Regions from separate parts of the Homo sapiens genome. Here region 2 is linked to region 1. The links are chromatin loops, found by intact Hi-C in ENCODE. Cell type or tissue: dorsolateral prefrontal cortex. All regions are shown on one strand.

Region 1 (5,000 bases):
AGCTTTCTTCTTCTCAGCTACATTGCTTGGCAATGACTTCAGCTGTGGCCTCCAGCAAGCTATTTTCTCAGCTGGTTCAGTTTTCTTCACCTACAAAATGCTCATGACTTCCCTTGCCTACTTTACAGTATTGTAAAAGAGACAGCACGCAAATGCCACTAAAATGCAGTGAGAAGGGTGACGTGTACTAGAGAGACCCTAGCCTGGGATTTAGGATGCTTGGGCTCCAACTCTTAATCAGGAAAAGGTGCCTAATCTTTCTGAGTGTATTTCTACCTAGGAAATAACGAACTTGAATTATATGCTTCTAAATTATAATTTTCAAAAACTTAAGATGATTCTTATGAATATAAAATAAATACTGTCAAGTGTTTTTATCAACTCATTAATAAATAAGGAACTCAGTAAAATGACAATACCAGTTAAAGGAGCATTTAAGGAACTAGGCATTTGTAGAAAATTGAATAAAGATATGTTAAGGGAAAAGATTGCTGTATTAGATACAAACCTAGTAAATCCCTACAGGGAAATAAACCACAATCTTCCAGGCTATCTTTTCTGCCAGACAGAAATTATTTGGATCTCTGCTAGGCAAAAATTTACAAGTTAGCAAGTAACTTCACTATATTTGGGATGTTGAATTAATAGTTTTAACAATGTCTATTAAAAGGGCTTTTCCAATTCTAAAAAGCCCTGAATCAATATTACTAGCACTTAATTATATTAATGGTAATTCAATTACTAAAAAAAAATTACTTTGAAAATCTGACCTTTAGCAACTTCTGGCGCTTACTTTGCTGTTTGTTTTTGTTAACCCTCATATTACAAGAAAGTAAGTTTTCTCTCCGGATGATTTATGATTAAAACATGGATAATTTTATCTATAAACATTCAAATTATCATGAAAACACCAATAAAGGAGAATCCTCATCAGTTCTCCTGATCAGGTCAGCTGATGTTTTTTGTTTTTTTTCTCTGAAACACTATTACGTGTTGGCCACAATCTCCATGTAATATTAATCTGCTACCATCTAATATCTGCTTTCTAATACCATCTAATATCTTCATGTTTCATTATTTTGTTATTTATTTTCTCATCTCAGAGGAGATTCCAAAGTTCTTTAGTTTTTTAAGAATTCTTATGATTTTATAAATGCAATTCTAATTATCTTTGTCAAAAGGAGTTCAATCTGATGTATCCTAGAATTTTCTTTCCTTTTCTTTTCTTCTTTTTTTTTTTTTTTTTTTTTTTCAGTGTGTCACCCAGACTGGTGTGCAGTGGCAAGAACATGGCTCATTGCAGCCTTGACCTCCTCAGGCTCAGGTGATCCCCCCACAACAGCCTCCTGAGTAGCTGAGACTACAGGTTTGCACCACCATGCCTGGCTAATTTTTGTATTTTTTGTAGCAACTGTTTCACAGTGTTGCCCAGGCTAGTCTCGAACTCCTGGACTCAAGCAATCCTCCTGCCTCAGCCTTCTAAAGTGCTGGGATTATAGGCATGCACCACGGCACCAGTGAATTTTCTATTGATATATTTCCAATTTGAAATTTAGGAATCTATCTAATATTTTATTTGCCTGTTTTCAAGTTTGTTCTTGTTACACATAAACTAACATTTTATCCATACACCCTGGTTGTATATTGTCTATGCATTTCTATTGTTTAAGTGTGGGTTTGTGCAGAGCAGAACCTGTAGCAAGCACCGAGTCTGACTAGTGTATCTGGGAGGTGACCAAGGAAGCAAAGGTAGACAATAAGGAAATGAAACAGCCACGCCAAGGTGTGTGTGGAGCAGGTTACCATGTTGTGGACCACACCTCAGAGTTATCCTGATGGAGGACGAGGATGCTGAGGGTTTGTCCTCCAACTCAGTTCATTATTGGCTGAGGTCCTGACACTTCCAGTGGGCGGAAACTGTAGGAGAGAAGGGAAAACTTCCCCATTGCTCTTGGAAGGCTTGATGAACATCAACTGACAAAAGGCAGATGAATAGGAAAAAATGGCATGCAAATTTATTAATGTGCCCTGGGGACAATCACAGACTGATGACCCCCAACACAATGGGGTACAGATGGTCATATACCCCTCTTCTTAGGGGAAAGGGACATGGAGAAAGGTGGATAATTTTGGGGGGGTGGGTAGTAAATGATTTTTAGGGGAATTCAATGGGCCTGAAGAACAAACAGTGGCTTGGGACAAAATCTGTTGGGCCTGCAGAGTAGACAATGATTTGTAACAAAAGTATGTAGGTGTGTTGACAGACTTCAGTCTCCCTTCATGAGATATTAGTTCAGTTCATGTAAATGCTGGGAAGGGACAAGAAATGATTGATTGTTTTTCTTCTCTGTGGGGCCTGGCCTTTAGGCAGACAAGGGAACTTCAGAGAACAACTTCATCCTGTGTTTGGGAGAAACAGAGGATTGAGAGACAGGAGAGCAGGGGAAGGTCAGAGAGAGCTTGAGGTATCTTCTTCAGTTCAATATGTCAAAGTGCCATACTTTGGGCTATTGGTTGATAAGTCCCAGCAAAGCATCAGACGGAGAGTTGCAGGGACAGCCGAGGGCATAAGGCCTGGGGCCATGTATTAGTCCATTTTTATGCTGCTGATAAAGACATGCTTGAGACTGGGAAGAAAAAGAGATTTAATTGGACTCACAGTTCCACATGGCTGGGGAGGCTTCACGATTGTGGTGGAAGGTGAAAGGCACATCTTGCATAGGAGCAGACAAGAGAAGACAGCTTGTGCAGGGAGACTCCCATTTTTAAAACCATCAGGTCATGTGAGACTTATTCATGAGAACAGCATGGGAAAGATCTGCCCCCATGATTCAATTACTTCCTGCTGGGTCCCTCCCACAACATGTGGGAATTCAGAATGAGATTTGGGTGGGGACACAGCCAAACCATATCATTCCACCCCTAGCCCCTCCGAAATCTCATATCTTCACATTTCAAAATCAATCATGCCTTCCCAACAGTCCCTGAAAGTCTCAACTCATTTCAGCATTAACTCAAAAGTCCACAGTTCAAAGTCTCATCCAAGACAAGGCAAGTTCCTTCTGCCTATGAGCCTGTAAAATGAAAAGCAAGTTAGTTACTTCCTAGATACAATAGGGGTACAGGCATTGGGTAAATACAGCCATTCCAAATGGTAGAAATTGGCCAAAACAAAGGGGCTACAGACCCTATTCAAGTGGGACAGCCCAAAACCCAGTGGGGCAGTCAAACCTTAAAGCTCCAAAATAATCTCCTTTGACTCCATGTCTCACATCCAGGTCACACTCATGCAAGAGGTAGACTCCCATGGCTTGGGTGGTTCTGCCCTTGTGGCTTTGCAGGATACAGCCTCCCTTCCAGTTGCCTTCACAGGCTGGCATTGAGTGTCTGTGGCTTTTCCTGGTGCACGATGCAAACCATCAGTGGATCTCCCATCCTGGGGTTTGGAGGACCATGGCCCTCTTCTCACAGCTCCACTAGGCAGTGCCCCAGTAGGGACCAACCCCACATTTTCCTTCTGCACTACACTAGTAGAAGTTCTCCATGAGGGCCCCACCCCTACAGCAAACTTCTGCGTGGGCATCCAGGTGTTTCCATAGCTCTTCTAAAATCTAGGCAGAGGTTCCTAAACCTCAGTTCTTTACTTCTGTGCCCTCACAGGCTCAACACCACGTGGAAGCTGCCAAGGATTGAGGCTTGCACCCTCTGAAGCCATGGCCCGAACTTTATGTTGGCCCCTTTCAGCCATGGCTGGAGCAGCTGGGATGCAGGGCACCAAGTCCCTAGGCTGAACACCACAGGGACCTTGAGCACAGCCCATGAAAACACTTTTTCCTCCTACACCTCCAAGCCTATCATGGGAGGGGCTGTTTCAAAGGTCTCTGACATGCCCTGGAGACATTTTCCCCATTGTCTTTGGGATTAACATTCGACTCCTCATTACTTATGCAAATTTCTGCCACTGGGTTGAATTTCTCCTCAGAAAATGGGATTTTCTTTTCTATTGCATTGTCAGGCTGCAAATTTTCCAAACTTTTATGCTCTGTTTCCCTTTTAAAACTGAATGCCTTTGACAACACCCAACTCACCTCTTGAATGCTTTGCTGCTTAGAAATTTCTCCACCAGATACCCTAAATAATCTCTCTCAAGTTCAAAGTTCCACAGATCTCTAGGGCAGGGGCAAAATGCTGCTAGTCTCTTTGCTAAAACATAACAGGAGTTATGTTTGCTCCAATTCCCAACAAGTTTCTCATCTCCATCTGAAACCACCTCAGCCTGGACCTTATTGTTCATATCACTATAAGCATTTTTGTCAAAGCTATTCAACAAGTTTCCAGGAAGTTCCAAACTTTTTCACATTTTCCTGTCTTCTTCTGAGCCCTCCAAACTGTTACAACCTCTGCCTGTCACCAATTTCCAAAGTCACTTCCACGTTTTCGGGTATCTTTTCAGCATTGCCTCACTCTGCTGGTACCAATTTACTGTTTAGTCAGTTTTCATGCTGCTGATAAAGACATACCCAAGACTGGAAAGAAAAAGAGGTTTAAGGACTCACAGTTCCACATGGCTGGGGAGGCCTCACAATCCTGGCAGACGGTAAAAGGCATGTCTCTTGTGGTGGCAGACAAGAGAAGAGTGCTTGTGCGGGGAGACTCCTGTTTTTAAAACCATCAGATCTTGTGAGACTTATTCACTATCACAAGAACAGCACAGGAAACACCTGCCCCCATGATTCAACTACCTCCCACTGGGTCCCTCCTACAACACATTGGAATTCAAGATGAGATTTGGGTACAGACACAGCCAAATCATACCAGGCCATGAATGCCAAAGGGAGCAGCACCATCTACATGGATGTATCTGTAAAGGTGCCTTTGGTGAATATAACACTTTGTAAAGCTTGTATATATGGAGTCTTTAGAATAATGCCTGTTCCTGGTTTTTCGTGTCTTATTCAGCCAAATTTTAGTTGACCTTTACCCAGTTCTGAACTCCTTTG
Region 2 (5,000 bases), 63 kb after region 1:
ATGGGGATTAGTCCTGATGGCAATTGCTGATGAGTGTCTTCGTCAGGTCAGGCTGCTACAGTAGAATACCAAAGACTGGGGGGCTTAAACAACAAATATTCATTTCTCACAATTCTGGAGGCTGGGAAGTTCAAGATCAAGGCACTAGCAGATTAGACGTCTGGTGAGGGCCCACTTCCTGGTTTGCTAATGGCTGTCTTCAGAGAAAGGAAACAAGCTCTTTCTGTCTCTTCTTATAATAAGGGCACTAATCCCACTTGTGGGGGGAAGGGGCTGCATCCTCATGACTTTGTCACCTCCCAAAGGTAACACCTCCAAATACCACTGGGAATTCGGATTTGAGCACATGAATTTTGGAGGGATGCAAACATTCAGTCCATGGCAAATGAGAGATGGGTGTTACAGAGGAGATGAATAAAAAGTACTGCACATTCACTTTTGGCTTCAACACCGGACATGTACAGTTACCATTTACTGAGATGGTAGATAGGTTTGTGGGGCAATGTCAAACATGTTGGACATAGTAACATGGTAACATGATTACTCTTGTTAAACATACAAGTGGAGATGCTGAGTTACTCACTGGTAGATTAACCTGGAGGGCTGGAAGAGTCTGAAGGAAAAATAATGTGACAATTGTCCACACATCCTTAGGAATTAAAGCCATGGGACTGAATGTGGCTCCTAGTGCAGATCAGAGCAACCAAGACCATGGCTGGGCTTCCCAGCATGAACTGGCCAAAAAGAGCAGTGCAAGGGATGGCAAGAAAAGAACAGAGAACATTCAGAGGGTTGGGAGAAAAAAACCAGGGGCAAGCCGGGCTTGGTGGCGTACACCTGTGGTCCCAGCTACACAGAAGGCTAAGGTGGGAGGATTGCTTGAGTCCAGGAGTTCAATGCTGCAGTGAGCTATGATAATGCCACTGCACTCCAGCCTGGGTGAGACTCCTTCTCCGAAAAATAGAGAGAGAGAGAGAGAGAGAGAGAGAGAGAGAGAGAGCGCCCACATTCTCATGAGGACATCAGCAGTGATATTTGTTTGTTTCCATGTTCTAATGGCTTAGCTTGGATAATGTTGGTTATCACCAAGCATCTTTTAAATTCGTCACAGACACACACATGCTAACCTGTTAAAATTGTAGCTGCTTAGAGAAATTGAAAAAAAAAATCAAAACTCAAACTTTAGAATGAACCTGCTCTCTGCTCACATGATTCAATTTATTTGGCAAACAAGTTTATATGTTTTAGAGTTGCTGAACACAGAACCCCTAAACATGTCTCTAATTAACAAATGGAGTAAAATTAAATTTTATTTTATGTTGGTATTTTTGGTACAAACAAATTTCTTTATTATCTGGAAAATAGATTGGTTGGAATTCCATTTCACTTAGAACAGAGGAAAATGGCTTTTTCTTCCACAGATCTTTTTCTACTTTCAGATTCCCTCTACTCCTTGTCCCTGCTCACTTCCAGTAGAAGCATTTTTTTTCCAGTCATTCTTTTGTTCTGCATATACGTATAGAGCACCCATTATGTCCTGGCCCACAACAAAAACTAGACATGCATTGGAGAAAACTGGACATGGTCACTGCTACTCAGCGAAGCTGCCAGTCTGGAGAAGATGCAGAAGTAAACACAGGATCTGGGCCTATGTAGGTGTTTTCATCCATTCGTGTTGCTGTAAGAGAATACCTAAGGCTGGGTGATTTATTTTTTAAGAAGGTTTATTTGGCTCATGGTTATGCAGGCTGTACAGGAAGCATGGCACCAGCATCTGCCTCTGCTGAGGGCCTCAGGGAGCTTCCACTTATAGCAGAAGGTAAGAGGGGTCCATGTGTGCAGAGATCCCATGGTGAGAAAAGAAGCAAGAGAGAGGAGGAGGTTCCAGGCTCTTTAAACAACCAGCTCTCTCCAAAACAAGTATAGCCAGAACTCGCTCATCACTGACAGGAGGGCACTGAGACATTCATGAGGGATCCATCCCACAACCCAAACGCCTTCCAGCAGGCCCCAACATTGGGGATCAGATTTCAACATGAGATTTGGAGGGGACAAATATCCAAAAGATATCAGAAGCTCCAGGGATCCAAGATGGGCTGCTGAAGGAGACAGTCTTCCTGCATGAACAGGATTTCTGTACGCTAAGTCAGAAGCCAGCCAGGTTCCACTCTCCTGAAAATAGCGTGGGATTATTTAACTGGCACTGGAATTTTTTACTTCTAATAAATTTATCATTCACCAGAGACCTGTTTAGAATTTTCTTAATAGCTTAGCTAAATTTAAAGCTGCTTGCTAACAATTTTATGTGCATTTTACATTTTTATGAAGAATTTCATAAAAAGTAAATAATACTTAAAAGTCAAAGTAAAATAAATACCTTGAAGTCCTGTGCTAACTTTCTAATGGTAATACATAGGCTGGCATTGCCTACGAAGTCGGAGTGAACTTGGGAAAACTACGAAATGCTTCCAGCTCTGGAACAGTCACCCCACATCTCTGCTTGAGGCAGGGGAGGGCTGCCGTCTGCTCAGAGCCCACATTTGTGCAAACACGTCTCTCTGCATGCCAGCATCACCTTCAGAACAGGAGACTGCAGGGAGCCCGCCTCCTGCTCCTCCGGGTGTCCTTCTGCCTTGGAGATCTCTTTTACCGCCTGATGCACACTTCCAGAAGATGAATCACCAAGAGAATGCCAAGAGCTACGTTTTTCTTCAAAACAGCCACTGTTGAATCTCAAAAATCATCATGAGTACATTATGATTTTCTATAACAAGTGGACCGTGACACCCAGCCAGGGTGCTTGGCCCAGGGCACCATGGAGCTTTCTCAGCCTCACCTGGAGGAGCCAGGTGTCTGTTGTCTCCCTGGTGGCTCTGACTCTGCTCTGCTCCGGGAAGCACTTCCCAGCCCAGTGCTGGAATTTCAGACTAAGTGCTGGGAGCATGTTCAGAGTGCACACAGCATTCGGTGGAGAAAGCCTGGGGAGAGCTGAATACCTGGGGAAAGAGGCCAACAGGAAAAGCCACCTTGTTTTTGCTGTTAACTTTCTCCTCCTCCTCTCTACTTCTAATGCAAGGGCCTCCTCCAAGGTCAGAACCAGCAGCCTCCATTTCCTGTGGTTGATCTTGATGCTAACAGGAACTCCTCCAAACGGGAGATGAATCATGGTAATCACAATACTCCCCCAAGTCAGGTCCCTGGGGTGCGACTTTCTTCTCAACAGCATGAGAGGAAAACTGCATTTTCTGGTTAAAAAGTAGAGTTGGACAAAGGAGAGATGGGTGGATGGTGGAAGCGAAAAGTCTTATTGAAAACACTTGATTATATGATTACATTGGGCTAAAGCATGTAACTCTCATTTCCAGTAGATAATACACTGTTTGAAATGAGAAACCAAAACACAAGTCATCTTACTGCAGATTGATGTTGATCATCTGTCCCCCTACAGACAAACACTACCTCAGAATCATTCCCTACACCATTTCTCAGGTGTTTATGAACTGACATCAAAAATAGTGATTCCCACGGGGGTCCATGTATGTATTGTGGTCCATGATCCTCCCAGGGCTGGCTGGACAGTGGTAGTCTCTTGCCCTAGGCCTTTGCAGTCTCTGGACCCTCTGCTAGCTGTGCTGTTTCCACGTGGTCTTGCTCAAGACAGTGTACACAGCACACAACACAGTTCTAGCCATCATAGCTGCAGGCACGTTCTATTTTTTTCTCTCTGAGATTGCAACTGGAATTTGGGATCTCCCAACTCTATTTCCAGACAGATCACTGGGTTATTAGTCCAGGTGATAAATCTCGTCATTTAGGGGTAGACGGCACCAGTATAACCCGCAGGGCATAACATGTGTGATCTGGCACCAGAGACCTTATTGCGTTCCCATGCCTCTGCATCCCTCACTGCATGTGTTAGACCTCTGTCATGTATGAATTATGCCTGTCTGTGGCCTATGTGCACATCCCTGAATGGTGCACTTTGTGACTGAAGTGTCTCCCTCTGCCCGTCCCACTTCTCTCCAGATTCCCACCCATCCTGGGCATCTGCACACACAGTGCTTCGAGGTGCTGATCTTTACAGGCACCGGCCCTGCCACCCTTTCCCCCATCCCCAACACTCTCAAAAATTCCTCTGGGCTTTCCCTGACAGGGCAATGCACCGTCTTAACTCATAGAATAACCATGAAAGATCTTTCCGCGTTGTACATGGGAACAAACCAGCTGCGGAGGATATTCCTGAGCCATTGTGATCCTTCATGCTAAAAAGCTCTACCTGCCTAGACAACATTTTTGTGACCCCTGCGATTCATGTGTATATATTTGAGGTCTTCATCAGTGAACCTTTTTTCTCCACCAAGCTAGGCATATTGGTGAACCATTTGCGCCTTCTGGCTCCCAAATTCCTTTTCAGTAGTACTCATCATTAGCTTTCTCATGGGCATTGGAATGTACCTGATGCCATCCGGAATATCAAAGTCCATCTGTTGGTGGCACTTCTCTTGGCTAAACATTCATAGGCCTGTGTGAATCTTTGTTCCTATAACAGCTAATATTGAGGCAGGGCCTTTCCTGGGCCAGGCACGATCAACCATACTAAATATTCATTATCACCTAATCCTTGTATCACACCGATGAGGTCTGCATTTGTAATATTCCTTCTCTATTTTACAGTTACAGTAGCTGAGATGAGAGATTCATTATTTTGTCCAAGGCAAGGATGGAATTAGAGTTACTCCTTAAAGGCAATATCAATGGAACATAGTTAAGACTAGATCATAATTATTCGATTAATTATTCCATTACTGAAAGCTGTCCTACAATGGAAGTTAAGTGATGATGTAAATAGTATACCCATGGGGTAAACCATAGATTTTAGCACAGAGGGCATGAGATTAGAGATAATCCTGCCTTGGTGTAAAGGACCTCAACTTTAAAGTTGCTACTCATCACAGCGAGGGATCTCCACAGTCTGTTTCAGTTCAAAATATGCCATCCCA

Evidence for each region. A loop is a pair of places that touch in the nucleus more often than their neighbours do. Peaks named below come from ENCODE experiments on the same cell type or tissue, not always from the same donor. Only the 100,000 strongest peaks of a DNase experiment are listed, where the experiment ranks them.
Region 2: it touches region 1 in a loop (4-fold over the local background); 2 of 110 quality-filtered maps call a loop at or near these places.

The regions. Positions count from the first base shown.
Region 1 is chr15:27,372,910-27,377,909 of GRCh38, forward strand. The region is part of intron 5 of GABRG3 (gamma-aminobutyric acid type A receptor subunit gamma3); the gene reads left to right. Among named protein-coding and RNA genes, the nearest start is that of GABRG3-AS1, 210 kb to the left of the region's middle. In dorsolateral prefrontal cortex, no CTCF peak of the experiment used is centred here; no DNase peak of the experiment used is centred here.
Region 2 is chr15:27,436,034-27,441,033 of GRCh38, forward strand. The region is part of intron 5 of GABRG3 (gamma-aminobutyric acid type A receptor subunit gamma3); the gene reads left to right. Among named protein-coding and RNA genes, the nearest start is that of GABRG3-AS1, 280 kb to the left of the region's middle. In dorsolateral prefrontal cortex, no CTCF peak of the experiment used is centred here; a DNase peak (open chromatin) is centred at 2,558; H3K27ac peaks cover 1,091 bases.